2 separate regions of the Mus musculus genome follow, and region 1 is linked to region 2. Evidence: chromatin loops called from intact Hi-C (ENCODE). Cell type or tissue: left cerebral cortex. All regions are shown on one strand. Region 1 has its middle 53 kb from the start of Gm33321. Region 2 has its middle 98 kb from the start of Gm33321.

Region 1 (2,500 bases), 150 kb after region 2:
CCAAAGGTGCTAATTCATGTTTGTGTGTGTGTGTGTGTGTGTGTGTGTGTGTGTGTAAGAGAGAGAGAGAGAGAGAGAGAGAGAGAGAGAGAGAGAGAGAGAGAGAATGCTGGCATATATGAGGGTTCAAATGTGCATATGGGTGTTATAGAACAAAGTTCAGTGTTCTTTGCAGGCACTGTCCACTGTTTTCTTGAAGATGGATCTCTTACTGCTTGGTAGGCCAAGCTGGCTGACCAGCAAGTCCTAGGGATCTGCTTGCCTCTACCTCCCCAGGGCTGGAATTACAACTACATTCCATCGTACCTGGCTCTTTAATTTTTCATATGTGTTTCAGGCTCAAAGTCAGGTCCTTATGCTTATTAGGCAAACATTTTACATACCATGTTAGTCTCTAGCCAGAAGATTAACTCTTACACTGAGTATCTGCATTGCTGTGGTCCACAGCCTAGCACACTGCCTTCCTTTGGGGGTGTGGGAGGCACATTTCTGGAAGCTTCCCTCTAAACATGTAGAAAGGGGCAGCCTGCCCCATCGAGGGACTGCTTGGGGATCACACTTGGGGAGCTACAGAAAGTGTTCTTTCTTTCTTTTTTGTTTTGCTTTGTTTTATTTTTCAAGTCATGATTTCTCTGTGTAGCCCTGACTTCCTGGAACTCACTCTATAGACTAGGCTTGAACTCAGAGATTTGCCTGCCTCTGCCTCCCATGTGCTGGGATCATAGGCGTGTACCACTGCCTCCTGCCTAAAGCGGTCTTTCTTAATGGAAGGATTTGCTGTGAAACATGGAATAATAACTCTCATAGATTCACCAAACCTACTTAAATTAGCACCTCGGTTCCAGTGTGGGTTCTCTCCCTGCTCCCAGTGTCCTGTGTTGGGACTAAAAGCCTATTGGCTGGAGTGCTGGGGGGAGGAGCTCACAGCCAGAGGGTCACTGTTACTCTCTGGCACTCTGTTGTGTGAGGGTGGGGGTAGGAATGGGGATTGTGCTTTTTTGGATTTTAGTGCTCTGTAGATAGATTTCTCTTGGTACAGCTGGAATGAGTGGGCAGCCAGGGCTGTCTGCCAGTAGGGGAACTCCCTCTTGGCTCTAGATTTGGGCAGTACTGTTCAGTTCCTCTCTTAGACTTGAGATCTATGTTGTTTTCTTTCCTTTGCTCCACAGTCCAAAGAGGAATGACCAAGGTTTGGTTCTCAGCATCCACATGGTGGTGCACAATCATTTGGTCCAATGGATTTGATGCCCTCTTCTGACCTCCACGAGCACCATGCAAACACATGTTGCACAGATATAGATGCAGGCAAAACACTCATTCATACAAAATAAAATAATCTACAAAATTTTAAACAAAACAGGAATGAGCTTTGCCAAAGTTTGAATCGTAATCTCTAACCTCCATCCACCTACCAAAATTCCCTAACCCCCAGTGTTCAATTCCTAACCTCCAGGACTTCAGAATGTGAGCTTCTGTGGTGACATACTCTTTAAGAATTGAATGAAGATTAACTGTGGTTTCTTAGGTGGTTTTGATCCTAAATGGCATGCAGCCCTTCTAACCAGGGAAATTTGGATGCAGGCAGGTACAGAAGGGGGTTTCATCGGAGGGCCTGATGGGTGGCAGGGAGAAGTCTCAAGAAACCTGCCTGGCAATAAATTGATCTTGAACTTCCAGGGTCTAGAACTGGGATGCCTTTTGCTATGTTACACCTCTGGTGCTTTGTCATGCAACTCAAAGAGATTATTAGAACAGCTGTCTACCCACGACAAGAAATAGCATACTGCTAAGACCTGGACAGGAGTAGATAGGCTTTGTTAGCTAAGGTCTTCCTGACCACAGCCGTTCATTCTAAACCAACAGTTCCCGGGCTTCAAGTGCAAACATAAACAGGACACATCTGCCCTCCCCACCTTCTATCCCAAACAGGGAGAACCTTGACCCATCAGGGAAGCCACCAGTTAAAGACCAAGATTTTGGCCACATACCTTTTTAACTTGTCACACAACCAGCACGAACCATGACTTATAACTTTACGTTTGTGGGAAAATATGTTCTAAATTCCCAACAACAATTTACAGATGCATTTTTGGACCGCAGCTTGTTTAAATTGAGGGCAGCCAATATTTGTAGATTTCTCATCAACACTCAAATTGTATATACTTTTTACGGACACACCATGTAGGTCAACCTTTTTCCTAATTTAGACCAGTCTTTCTATAATTCATTGTAATTGCTGTATTTAATTGTCAGATTGAGCACATTATTTTTAAAGGACTTTGCATATATAAGTAATAGACTCTGGAAATTCTTTTTATGACGTAGTAAATCTTTATTAAACAGAAAGGATGCAAAGCTGTATTACTTGGTGTTTGAGACGCTGTCCCCTATTGATGTGAAAATACTCTGAGCCATGAAGGTACTGGTGAGAGAGAATCACGCTGCCCCGAGGATTTGCCATGAACCTTCACACCCCCTTGCTCATCTTTTAGTTAATGTG
Region 2 (2,500 bases):
GATTTATTTATTGTTATATGTAAGTATACTGTAGCTGTCTTCAGACACACCAGAAAAGGGCATCAGATCTAAGTACAGATGGTTGTGAGCCACCATGTGGTTGCTGGGATTTGAACTCAAGACCTTCAGAAGAGCAGTCAGTGCTCTTAACCACTGAGCCATCTCTCCAGCCCTCTGTTGCAATTCTTAATGTCTACTGTGGTAGGGTTTCTGGGCTCTAATAAAGTTGTGTTATCCTGGCTATTATTGATTGTGTTTTTATACTGGTATGTGAGTATCTGGGTTTGGGAAGATTGTAATTCTAGGTGCTGATATCTGGCCTTGTCTTTATTGTATGGGTGTTTTGTTTCTTGGTTTCTGTTACCCTCTCTAATTCTTTGGAAGGTGTGTTGGCTGTGTGTTGCCTAGTAGGGAATTCTCCTGGGATCCTGCTAGGTGTGGCCTCCATTGGTTCTCAGTAAAATGTGGGGATGGGCTAGGAGCAGGGACTGAGGAACCTGCAGGAGGAAGGAAAGCAGGGTGTTCCACCAAGATCTGTTTAATCCCCTGGGAATGGGGGCAGCAGTGTGTGAGGATAGGCCCTACATATAGTCTTCTACAGAGCTGGGGACTGGATATGGAGGAGAGTAGAGGGAGTGAAGACCTGAGGCTTGCCTACCTGCTTAGCTGGCCTACTTACTCCTCTGGTAGACTTGTTCCCAGGGAATGCCTGCTAGACTTGGGGGCTGGGATAACAGGATGAATGAAGAGGAAGGATGGAGGAGAAAAACTACATGGGGCCAGGCATAGCAGGTAGTCTGTTATAGAGCTGGGGGTGAGACTGGGGGGTCAATTTGGAGGGGAGAGAGAGAGAGAGAGAAGAAGAAGAAGAAGAAGAAGAAGAAGAAGAAGAAGAAGAAGAAGAAGAAGAAGAAGAAGAAGAAGAAGAAGAAGGGGGAGGAGGAGGAAGAGGAGGAGGAGGAGGAAGAGGAGGAGGAGGAAGAGGAGGAGGAGGAGGAGGAGGAGGAGGAGGAGGAGATCTGCAGTTAGGGTTTCTGTTTCTCTGGCCAGAGTGGCCTAAGGTCCCAAGGAATCTCCTGAGCGATCTTAACTAGCATTCTTCTTAGAGCAATTTTAAATGTTTGCATTAATTCTCCCTAGTCCTTCATCTTCCTCCTAGCAGTTCAGTTCCATCTTTTTTTCCTGTGTGGTAATTGCCAGGTATTGAAAGGCTGTGTGAATGTGTTATGAAACAAGACTTGTATTGTATGACTATTCTTATCTTGGATTTTCTTTTCTGCAGTGCCTTGAAAAATCTTTTTTTTTTCCCTCCTGTCAAGTCTCTGAAGGGATTTTCGCAGCTAATTTAGGATAATAAGGCATTTTCGCTGTTCTGCAGCTTTTCTTTTTAGGAATAATACATATATATTTCAGTAGCTTCTATTTAAGTTTGCCTAAACTGAATGAAAATGTTCACACGGTTTTTTAAGGCATCAATGCATCTGCATGTGTGTATAGCTCTGTGCACCGCCCACCCATCCTCCCAGGGATGGCACTGCTCAGCCCAGACTCCTGCACAAAACAGCACTTCACGGGCCTTTGGCTTTGATGCCTCTGTTGAAATTTAAGGGGATTTAGATGTTGGAGGTCAAAATACTGCCAAGGAAAATGTAAAGGCCATGATGTAATTGCTTGGTCAGAGGTCAGCTTTTTGACTAAACTGAAAGAGGCAGCTCTGTGCTTGGACAATAGTTTTCATGGTCATTTGAAATGAATATCTGTTAAGTGCCAGGGAAATGCCTTGGTCACCCTGAGACCAAAGAAAATGACTTCCAACATCGAATTCCTATTCTCTCTCCGCTCCCTATCTTCCTCCTTCCCTCCTCCCTCCCTCCTTCATTTCCTCCCTCCCACTTCCTCCCTCCCTCCCTGTCCATTCCTTGCTTTTGATCAAGTCTTACTGTGTGGCCAAGGCTAGTATTGAACTTCAGACCCTTATATCTCAGCTTTCTGCATGTTTCAATTATGTGCATGTGCCACCATGACAATCCTATGTGTTCTTTTGAAGAAACTTCACATATTATCACATCTCCTGTCTCTCCCATTTTTCACTTGCCTTGTGCAAGGTACAGCTTGGGATGTGGGAATTGTCCCATGTCACCCTCTCCTTTTTAAAAAAGATACTTTTGCCATGTGTGATGCTTAAATTTATGTGTCATATTGATTAGATTGAGAAGCCAAGGTACTTGGTTAAATGCTAGTATAGATCTTGCTGTGAAAGTATTTTGTTACTTGATTGACAGCTGTAGTCAGTGGACATTATATGACCTTTATAATGTGGCTGGCCTCATCAAATCAGTTGAAAAGTGTTAAGAGCAAGACCTGAGGATGCTGAGTGAAGATGGGATTTGGTCTCAAACCTACAGCATCAACTCTTGCCTGAGATTCCAGCCTTATAGTTGCCCCGTGGCTTTCAGACTAGCTGCTCCTGAGACCTGATAATCATGTGAGCTGATTTTAA

The links. A loop is a pair of places that touch in the nucleus more often than their neighbours do. Peaks named below come from ENCODE experiments on the same cell type or tissue, not always from the same donor. Only the 100,000 strongest peaks of a DNase experiment are listed, where the experiment ranks them.
Region 1: it touches region 2 in a loop (2.7-fold over the local background); 1 of 42 quality-filtered maps calls a loop at or near these places.

The regions. Positions count from the first base shown.
Region 1 is chr14:58,352,134-58,354,633 of GRCm38, forward strand. No RefSeq gene overlaps it. Among named protein-coding and RNA genes, the nearest start is that of Gm33321, 53 kb to the left of the region's middle. In left cerebral cortex, no CTCF peak of the experiment used is centred here; a DNase peak (open chromatin) is centred at 1,058.
Region 2 is chr14:58,201,568-58,204,067 of GRCm38, forward strand. No RefSeq gene overlaps it. Among named protein-coding and RNA genes, the nearest start is that of Gm33321, 98 kb to the right of the region's middle. In left cerebral cortex, no CTCF peak of the experiment used is centred here; a DNase peak (open chromatin) is centred at 1,443; H3K27ac peaks cover 240 bases.